2 separate regions of the Homo sapiens genome follow, and region 2 is linked to region 1. A link is a loop called in an ENCODE intact Hi-C map of the cell type or tissue named here. Cell type or tissue: HCT116. All regions are shown on one strand. Each heading gives the region's core, and the rest is flanking DNA. Links, peaks and the distances in the headings are about the cores only. Region 1 overlaps KDM4C (lysine demethylase 4C). Region 2 has its middle 430 kb from the start of KDM4C.

Region 1 (5,383 bases), core at 122-5,121:
GTTGAACTACCACATGTTAAATAATTTAATGTTTGGTGTGACAAATATTAACAAATGTTAACATTTTAATATTTTTTTCTGATTATAAAAGTAATAGATATTTGTCAAAATTCTACACCACCTTTTAAAATCACCTTTGTTTCTGTGTTATTACCAGTGCAGTGCCCCTCAGAAGGAGTAGTCACTGCTCTTGAGGCTGCCTCCACAGGCCTATGTCTTGGCTTCTCTAGTCCATAAGTGCTTCCTTAAAGATTTAACGTTACCCACATCAGTCCCAAAGGGTTTTTGAGAGAACAGCAGGGAAGGGCAGCAGGATTATTTCATCCACATTCAGGGTGTTATATCTAGAAATATCATAATTGCAAGTAAAGATGGTGAAGCTTGTCGCTTTCCTCACAGTGCTGTGCTTCATCTTGATAGTGCATATCACATTTCTCATGGAACATTTCCTTCCTTAAGCAGTCGGTACCTTTAAAAGAGCATGTCTTAACTGAATGTCATTATCACCAAAAGTCTATTCAAATGATAACATAGAGCTATGGTTACAGATGTAAACTGAGATCTGTGAAATATTTTTGGATGAAAATAGCAGCCTCTTGACCAGATTATTTTTCATATAATGTTATATTTATGGAAAGTTTCTTAGAATGATCCTCATCAAAATGCTTGTAGTAGTTATCTTTAGTGGAATAATAATACGAGGAGCAACTTCATTTGGGGGGAAGAATGTCTAAGTTTGTAATAGTTTGACAGGGGCAATGACTGAAAGTCTGGATTCTTTTTCACCAAGAGTCCTCAGGAAGGAATCATCACCCTTGTGAGTCCACTGCAGTCCAGTGTCTGTGCCCCAGTCTTCATTGATGTTCCATGGTGATCAGACTCAGAGAGGATGGCTTTGAATAATACAATTTACTTATGTGGGGAATGAAACGCACCTTTCCAGGGAATAGGATGCTCTGCCTGTATGTCGTGTTAAGGGTACACTTTCCTGACATAGGCATTCTTCTGAAGTTTAAATGGTAACCTAACAAGTTCATGGCCGGCAGGAAAGCAGAGTAGTTTTGTGTGGTATTTCATCCAGGCAAAAGTAAGTCCAGGTAAGCTATTTTATTCTGCCTATTTCATAAATATATATGTGTCTGCCAGTGTCAGTTTCAATATTTTTTTCTGGAGCTGTGGGCATTCCTTTTCTGAACTCTAGACTGTCCATTCTGCCTTCCTCTTCATACAACTGGAAAATAATAAGAATTATTTAGATGTCATAATCAATTTATTTCACCAAACAATTATCACTTGTCTTGCCATGTAGTATACATTTTTGAATCAGACACAGTTTTTGTTCTGTCAACCTTGGCATTACTGACATTTTAGAGCAGATAATTCTTCGTTGTGGAGGACTGTCATGTGCATCATAGGATTCCAGCAGCCTTCACCAAACAGGCATTGCCAGCTATCCCCTGGGAGGCAAAATCACCCTCATTTAAGAATCCACGGGTCTACAGCGAAGATATAGACAGAAAGAGAACATTTTCAATATTTGTCATTTTTAGAGAATATCTTGGTTGGAAGAACTGAATTCAAGACTGACAGAACAGAAATTGTTAAATGTTTTTAAAAACAAACCTGGATTTTTTTCTTTTTTCAAATCCAAATTTCTTTTTTGTTAGCAAAGCAATAAAGTCTGGTAACATGTGCATATCAGCTACTATATACTTATTAATTATATAATCTCATTTAACAATTTAACATTACCTGTTCTTATGGAAATTGAACAACCAAATTGAATACTAATCAAGTTTCACCTAAGATTAAAATTCTGTGATGTATGTGTATATGCACATAGTAGTCACTGAGTAAATATTTATGAAATGAATAAAAGGCAGCAAATCATTATTCATTATTTGCACGTCAGGCTTATAATGACTGTGGCTGGAGGAGTGCGATCAGACAATAACAAATGGCCTTTGCCTTTCCACGGTTTCTCCTTTAAATGTAACAGATCTAATTCACACACATGTCTGCATATTGCTCTAAAGCAAGGCATTACTTTACTTATCTGCATCACAGGAGACATATGATTAAATTGTAGAGCCCAGCAGTACTCCAGAGAGCCTATGAAACATGCATGCAGTACTCATCTTGTTGGTTGAAAATTCTGATCTTGGAACTTCTGGTCAGCTGGGGATTGAAAATGAGTGGACAAGTGGTTCATCCCTGAAGCAGCAGCAAGGGCTGCATCTCTTCAGTACCCACGAGGTGGTGCTGCTGCACCAGTTTCTTATGTTGCTCTTAAACTACCACCTCCCTTCTCTAGTGCCTAACCAGAGCTCTGGCCACACCTGCAGAGAGAGAGAGAGAGAGAGAGAGAGAGAGAGAGAGAGCGAGCGAGTGCCCAAGGGATGACAATAGAGCATCGAAAGTACTGCTCGTGATGCATTCAAAGTGTTGAATTCCAAAGGACAGTTTTTTAGTTTAGTTTTTCATTTAACTGTAGAAAAAGAGCTGCTGTCCCTTGGGGCAAGTTAGAGTTTTTCTGAATAAGTAATAAACAACACTAGTATAAAGCTAGTAACTGCAAGAGGCTAATAGAATGACTGGTGGGCAAGCATAAGTTTAAAATGTCTTCCATTATATGAAGGCTGTTTATTTTTAAAATGCTCATTATTAGCAGTCTTTCTAGAATATGAAATACTGGAATTTATGCAGAGGTATTTGAATATTTTGGTAACACTATTGTTAGTCGTTTATTTATTCAGAGCTTCAACCTACAGCTTTTGAAAAGCTCCTCTGGTAAATTATTCGTGCAAGGAGAATTTTGTGGCGGATACAGGAAAGGATTTGTTTACTTGAGCAGATTTTTTCCTCTTATGTATAATGGCCAGTTTTTAAAAAATGACAACTAATGGAAAACAAGCCTTTTGGTGCTCTTCTGTGGATTTATTGATCCTAAAATGGTGTGTGCTTCATGGAGATCCTTTAGCTCATCCAGCCACCTTGCTTGGTAATGTCACAGGTGTGGCCTTTGTTCATCATACAATTAAATGGACAACAATGATGACATTAGACTTATTTTCAAGACATTATATTTTCTTTTATTTCTGTGTCCAATTTTAAATACTTTAATAATTAACTTTTAAAAACCTAAAACATTTTAATGAAAAATAAGTTTGGCTGTAGTGGTCTCCATCCAGTTAAATTTGTTCTTTCTTTCGTTTTCTTTAACAATATTTCACTTTTGTGTAATTATTAAAGTAATTGCTGCCCCAGCTAAAAAAATGCTACAGGTTGCTATCCAAAACTACCGGGTTATTAAGTAGAGTCATCCTGTTACAGGGCAGAAATGAAAATGCTAACAAATCTTAAGAAATGAAAAGTTAGCTGAATGGGCTAAAGACTTCATATCCAAAAGGGAGAACCAGTTTCCCTGTCAGCTTCAGCATTCTTCTGATATTTAATGCAGGTTTTATATTATGTAGTATTTTTATTACCTGTCCATTAGAATAAATTGCTTTGCTTCTGAATGACTTTACTGTATGGGAAAAGTTATCCTTGTGGCAAGTCCTATTACTGCAAACCCCTTCCCTGTGCCCTGCAGCACCTTCTCTGTTCACCAAAAGAATATGTGAGGATTGGCACTTTGTAGGATAATAGGAGGCTACTGAGGACGTTTCCTTCTCCCCGTAGCCCATCTAGGGGGTTGTGTGAAGTCACAGGTGATTGGTGTGCCTGAGGACTGAAAGAAAAAGAATTGACCCCAAGTGGTATAGATTTAGAATTTATTCAGAATTTTTTCCTTTTCTTCTTTCTTTCTTATTTTCTCTACTAGTATGATTGATTGGCCGTAGTCATAAGTGAATCTCTGGAAGAAGAACAAAATTGTGCACAGACAAAAACAAGGGAACATAGAGATATATAAAACACACATTAAGACAGAATGGCCTATTTTGTTTTTACAATATAAAAATGATCAGGAAGAAGGATTAAGGATGGGACTTTAGAGATAACAAATGATGTTTTTATGGTATCACACAGAAGGAAGAAGGCGGTAGGGTTTGGAGACAGATCACTGTAAAAATCTTAGATTTGATTATAAAATTTAAGAGAAGGACATTTTAAAAATCTAGCAAAAGGAGTTAAAAAGAAGTATGGATTTCTGGTAGTTGCTGTATGTTTACCATGAATGTTTATTGTATACATTGATCACTTCCTGCAGCTTAAATTAATTAAAGATCTGTGGTATTTTTGTAAATAAGCCAGCAGAGCAGGTTTGTGGGTTTTAAGAAATCTTAGGAAGTTGTAGCAGATCCTAAATGCAACTATTAGTTTTAAATACTCTATTTGGAGATAAAGTTTTCAAATAGGACTGTTGTATGAATATTTAAATATTAAATCACATCTTTCAATGCAGCGGATGTCTGTTCTGATTGCTGTCATTGCATAACAAACTTAGCATTGAGACCATCCTGGCCAACATGGTGAAACCCCATCTCTACTAAAAATACAAAAATTAGCCGGGTGTGGGTGGTGCATGCTTGTAGTACCAGCTGCTCGGGAGCCTATCGCAGGAGAATTGCTTGAACCTGGGAGGCGGAAGTTGCAGTGAACCGAGATGGCGCCACTGCACTCCATCCTGGCGACAGAGCAAGGCTACGTCTCAAAAAACAAACAAACACAAAAAATTTGGCATTGTTCATGGGTCACAAATGCATCCGTCCTCACAGTGGTGTAGCACAGTGCCTTTGGTTTCTATGTCTTTAGACCTTTCTAGGACTTTTACATTTGAAATCCTATTTCTGCAACCAAATAGAGGGAGAAATGAATTTTGGAATAGCAGGATTTGCCCCTGGGCATTCGATGACCTCTGATTTGTGTTTGACAAGTGAACAAAGCCCAGGCACAAGTGTTCTCTGAGTGAAGAACATTATTTTGAAAAGGAATTTACACTACAATGATGACTGAGCTACAAGCCTTTCCGTGTCTGGCTGAGACCATACTATTCTGCTTAGAAGCCTCTGTACACTTTAAAATTTGTACCTGAAGGCAAATAATAGTGAACCTGCAAGCCAAAGATTATAGTTTTGAAAGGTATATCAATTCTGAAAATAGAGTGGTTTCACTGTGGTATTCCATCTCAAGAGTTGAATCAAGGGGGAGAAAATACAATCACACTTCCTATTTCTTAGACGAAGGCGCATGTTCTCTTGCCAACTGACTCATGTTATCAGATATACTGAATACTAAAAATAGAATTATTGAGAGGTAGAGATAGGGTCTGCCTCTTGTGCTGTAAGATCACTCAGAGTTCTATTTAGTTAATGTTACAGCAATGTTCGTGAGCAACTTGGCTTTCTTTCTGAAAGAATCAAGGTTGTATTTGACAGGG
Region 2 (5,383 bases), core at 74-5,073, 130 kb after region 1:
CACCTAGGTAGGGAGAAGCATTTCTTGTTTGCCCTGAAACAAAGAGATTTAGACTCTAGGGGAGGGATTGTCTGAGACCTGAAAGGCTGGAAATTGAAATGTCTGCTCAGCCCATAGAATGCCCTGCATCAAGGCTGTGAGGCCACCCGCTATGGACTTTCAATGTGTGACTTTACCGTGATATGATTATGCAGCTATTCATTTCATATTTTTCCCCCAAAATCAAAGCCATAATGAGAAAAAAGTTCTCGTAATCATTTCTGTGTATTTTGGTAACAAAGGAAATGGCTGTTGATGATGATAATAAAAAAACTGCTCTTCAAAAACTGGCACCCTTTGTTGCCATTTATAAACGAAGCCTGGTATTGTGGGCTCATTAGCAGCTGAACTTTATTTTGTCAAAGGAAATGGAGTCAAGAGAGATTATGTTTCATCTTTAATATGGCTGTTCAACAACAATGCCATTATCCTGAGTTTCAGATGAATTTAATTGGACCTTAATGAGCAAAATTAGTTGTTTTATGCAATTAGAATTCCATTTAAATGGGTTAGAAAATGAATAGGATTGTGAATGTGGTTGACTTGATTTTCCTCAAGACTGACTCTCTAGGCTCTTTTTGCCCCTAGGTTTTCTTTCCCCACTGAATAATATTTTCCTAATTTAAGAAGATTTCTGACTTCCTCAGTTTTCCTACCAATCTATAGAAAATGCCTGGGACCTCTAAGAAGGTAGGAGGCAGATGGACCTGGCCATTGGGAACCAGTTACAGAGAACGAAGGTAGAAATGGCCTTCTAGGGCAGTATGTTCAGCCTCCTGCACACCTGATCTCCCTTTCCTTCCTGAAATGAGAAGGTAGATGTTGAATCGCATCTAACAAGAGATGAGGAGAGATGAGCTTCAGAGTCAGGCAGATATGGGTACAAATCTTCCCTTTACTACTTAATAAGTTGGCAACTTGGAGTGTATATCTTGACTTTTGAACCTCAGTGTCTCTATTGGTACTTTGAGAATAATACTTATTTCTGAAGAGTGGTGAACATTCAGTGAGGGAATGTATATAAAGTATTTAGTATAGTGCCCAGCTCAAAAAGTGGATGTTGCTACTGTCATTATTGCTGTTCATCATCATCACCATCATCAATCTTGCAACTTCTTGGGACCTTGCCATGCTGAAGACCAGATAGCTCATTAAGTTAGGCTGGAATTTCTGGTCAAAAATAAGCTTTCCCAAGTATTGCCCCGAACATACTAGTGAAGGAAAGGGATGAGAGGAGAAAGCCAGTTTGTTTAGGGCACTGGGAAGGTTGGCCCTCTTCTTGGGGAGAGTAGCAGGAGCTGGTAAATATTGATATGGGGGAAGGGTATGATTGTGTGAAATTCCTGCAATGGACACATGAGATCTCATCAGTTCCCTTGTCTGTGATGTGAGGGAAAGCCAATTCCTGTGGAAGTTTCCAGTTCTGATGGTCTTATGATTCTGACCATGGCCAACTCCCCTGCCTAATGGACCACATTCCAATGAGCCAGCCCTTGCCAAATACTCTTTCTGACTTGCACTGGAATTGCTGAAGCTCCCTGCTGAGTGTTCCCTACCAGCATCAAGTTGACTCACTGATCTGGAATGTGGCTTCCTGAGACACAGCAGAGGTGAGAATGAGGATCAGTGTGATTTGGCTCAGCTTTAATAACACAGCCTTCCCCATGCAGCACAGCATCAACTGAGGTGAGACAAAGGAAAATCAAAGAATTATTCATGTTCACCCACAGCACATCAATCTGAAGGTTTAAATGGGTTCTCAGGGAAAACACAAACCATTATTTTTGTTTTAACTACAAGATGCTATTGCAGTATGTCCAGTCTCCTATCAAATGCTTCCAGATTGTTTCTGAGAGTTCCCATGGGGCATCTCAGATGTGCTCATAAAACCCTCAGTTTCCACATGTGACTGCCATTTTGCTCTGTTTCTTCCCCAATGTCACTTCACAAATGTCAGCTTTCTCAGCTGTTGATGTCCTCCAGGTGGAGGGAGAGGGCCTTTCTTTTCAGCCCTGTTGATGATGCTGAAGCTACCCCATGTTACACCCAGAAACCAATGTAACAAGGCCACTGTTTAATGCATATGTTGCAGTGATGTGCTGCTGCACCGCCTGCTGGTTGAAGTGGAAAATTGCAGGTCTAGAACTTCTGCCACTGTTTCTGTTGAGTTGGTGTTAACTGAGGCTGATTCCCAAGGGCATTATCTGCAAGAAGCCCTGCACTTCTCTGAAGCAGGAGTGATTGTCATCCCACCTTTGTGCCTCTCTCCATGGTCATGCTTATCCCAAAACAGTGCAATTTCATGCTTTTAACCTTTCAAGGAGATTTTTTGTGCATGCTGGCTTTTAGGGTTTGTCTTTGTGCAGTTCTTAGTTTCATAAGGGATTAGGGCACCAGAGGACTGAATGTTGGAGGCTCTTAAGAATACGAAGAACAAAAATTACTCATATTCAGTACTGGTGGTCTTATTGTAAGAATAAGAGGATAAAAAACTCGGCTGCATACCTGGACCTTAGGGGCTCTAGGAAGAATCTGGGCCTCATGAACATGACATTGCTGGCAACAGGCAGGTCTTCATGTGACTTGCTTCTCCTACTGGGCCCTCACCCTCAGTTCACTGGCCTTTAACTTTTCTATCATCTGCAGTCACCTCCCTCACCTTCCTTTTGAACACTCTGCTGCCACATGGCCTCCCTGTCAGCTTTCACATTGGTTTTTTTTTTTTTTTTTTTTTTTTAGCTTCTGCTCCCAGTGCCACTCAACTGACTCTCTCTTTAAACATTCAAACCAAAAATTATCAGTATGAGGAGGGCACAGAGTTTTGTCTCTTTTGCTTATTGATCTATCCCTAATACATAAAAGTGTGTCTCTACCACTCAATAATTAATTGATTAATTGATACACCTTGGGGCAAGTTACTTAGGCTCTCTGCACCTTTAGTTTTCTTTACCTTAAAAAGATATAATAATAGTAGTTAACTTACAGAGCTGTTATGAGAATTAAATGAATTAATATTCATAAAGCACATGAATTAGTGTCTGGCACAGAGTACATGCAGTAGAAGCATTTATTAAATAAGATTTTTTAAATGTCTAAACATAGTTGGTGCTCAATAAATATTTTTTAAATAAGTTAATTTATTTAGGAATCAGATTGGCTTGCTTAGTTGGCCTCCCCTATTTGAGACCTCTTTTTTTTTTTTTTCCTACAAGGTTTTACTCTGTTGCCCAGGCTGGAGTGCACTGGTATGATCATGGCTCACTGCAGACTCTAGTGATCCACCTGCCTCAGCCACCCAAGTAGCTGGGATTACAGGTGCATGCCACCATGCTTGGCTAATTTTGACTTTTTATTTTTAGTAGAGATGAGGTCTTGCTATGTTGCCCAGGCTGGTGTTGAACTCTTGAGCTCAGGCTATTCTTACCTCAGCCTCCCAAAGTGCTGAGATTACAGGCATGAGCCACTGCTGGTTGTCTAAGAATTCCTGTTCCAGGCTACCTCACATTCTGCTTTAGCCTCTATTGACTACCCTTGGATTACATTCCTACTCCAGGCCATTTTCTGGGCTAGGGGCTTGGGGTCTTGTGTTAAGAGCAAGATGACTTATGTGGAAGAGACACCTTAAAAGAGGACTCTGGAAGTGGTAGCTACCCTGGGCGTGTTAGTCTTTTTTCACGCTGCTGATAAAGTCACACCCAAGACTGGACAATTTCCAAAAGAAAGAGGTTTAATGGACTTACAGTTCCACATGGCTGGGGAAGCCTCACAATCATGGTGGAAGGCAAGGAGGAGCAAGTCACGTCTTACACGGATGGCAGCAGGCAAAGAGAGAGCTTGTGCAGGGAAACTCCCCTGTATTAAACCATCAGATCTCATGAGACTTATTCACTATCATGAGAACAGCATGAGAAAGACCCACCCCCATGATTCGATTACCTCCCACCAGGTCCCTCCCACAACACATGGGAATTCAAGATGCGATTTGAGTAGGAACGCAGCTAGACCATATCACTGGGGCACACCTTAGGGTTCAAGGGTAAGGACATTAGAGAATATGCAAAATCATCCCTCTTCTCCAATGGCTGAGTTACTGTGTATAAGCTCAGGCACCAGCCCCTGCCTTACAGAAATTCTTTCCTGGAGGTTTTCTGTATCTTTTGCTAAGTTACTGTGGTGGTTGTTCCCATTGGTTCTCCGAATAGGCTCAGTCTTCTCATACTCTCATTGGTAAATAAAGCACTGAAACTCTTGTTGTACAGCCCTCTTCTCTTTCTCTCTGTCATTCTTTGAGCTTCTTCAGCTCAGGGACCTTCAGGTTCTAGAAAATTGGCTTCCTCCACTGTGTACCATGAGGCCTTCATATGTAGTTACTTGCATTTTGATGCCAAGGTGCTCCATCTCTGACCTAAAGCTATTTGGATTTTATATTTCCCAGCTAGGAGACCACCTGAGAGCCTGGGATAACATTTCTGTGGCCACCAGTCAGAGACTGAGCAGAGTGCTTTCTTACTCTTCCCTTCTGGCTCCTTAGAGAACTAAGTTCCATAAGAGGTCCTAAGTTATTAGGGAGGGAATGTTTCACTTTAGTATTTTCAGGAAGCTGAGTCCCTGAAGTCTTACAAGCTAAAATAGAGGAGCCGAGGGAGCTGGCAAGGGAGTCTCCATTGTGTGAGTGGGCAGGGCCGGGAAATGAGGGCAGAAGTGAGGTCTGATGAGGTCCTTGGGAAGGAGTGGAAGAGATGAAGCTGTTAGCTTAGACTGTGGCAGGCTGGGATGGCTGCTGTCTGAAAGGTTAAATGGTTACATTCTGGGAACTGCCATTCACTTACCCATGCCTTGAAGCCTGTGGGACCCTCCAGACCACTTCCAGGCCTTTTAGGGGGGCAGTTTTCAATCAAGCTACATTCTAATATCACCTAGAAAGCTATTTAAAAATAGATATTCTTGGCCAGGTACGGTGGCTCACACCTGTAATCCCAGCAATTTGGGAGGCTGAGGCGGGTGGGTCACCTGAGGTCAGGAGTTTGAGACCAGCCTGACCAACATGGTGAAACCCCATCTCTACTAACAATACAAAATTAGCTGGGTGGAGTGGTGCATGCCTGTAATCCCAGCTACTTGGGAGGCTGAGGCAGGAGAATTGCTTGAACGCGGGAGGCAGAGGTTGCAGTGAGCCGAGATCGTGCAATTGCAGTCCAGCCTGGGAAACAAGAGCAAAACTCCATCTCAAAAAACAAACAAACAAAAAACAGAATAGATATTCTTGGTCTGCACTTCAGACCTTATAAATCAGAATCTCTTACAGTTGGAGTCGAGAGATCTTATGATTCTTTAGTCTTCCACA

What was found. Peaks named below come from ENCODE experiments on the same cell type or tissue, not always from the same donor. Only the 100,000 strongest peaks of a DNase experiment are listed, where the experiment ranks them.
Region 2: a loop joins it to region 1, with 10 times the contacts of the local background. A loop is called at or near these places in 11 of 110 quality-filtered maps.

What each region holds. Positions count from the first base shown.
Region 1 is chr9:7,050,521-7,055,903 of GRCh38, forward strand. All of the region lies in intron 17 of KDM4C (lysine demethylase 4C), which reads left to right. Among named protein-coding and RNA genes, the nearest start is that of KDM4C, 300 kb to the left of the region's middle. In HCT116, for the core only: a CTCF peak has its summit at 2,237 (motif pointing right); a DNase peak (open chromatin) is centred at 2,271.
Region 2 is chr9:7,184,243-7,189,625 of GRCh38, forward strand. No RefSeq gene overlaps it. Among named protein-coding and RNA genes, the nearest start is that of KDM4C, 430 kb to the left of the region's middle. RefSeq lists an enhancer at 1,356-1,871. In HCT116, for the core only: a CTCF peak has its summit at 2,144; DNase peaks (open chromatin) are centred at 1,334, 1,589 and 2,149; H3K27ac peaks cover 512 bases.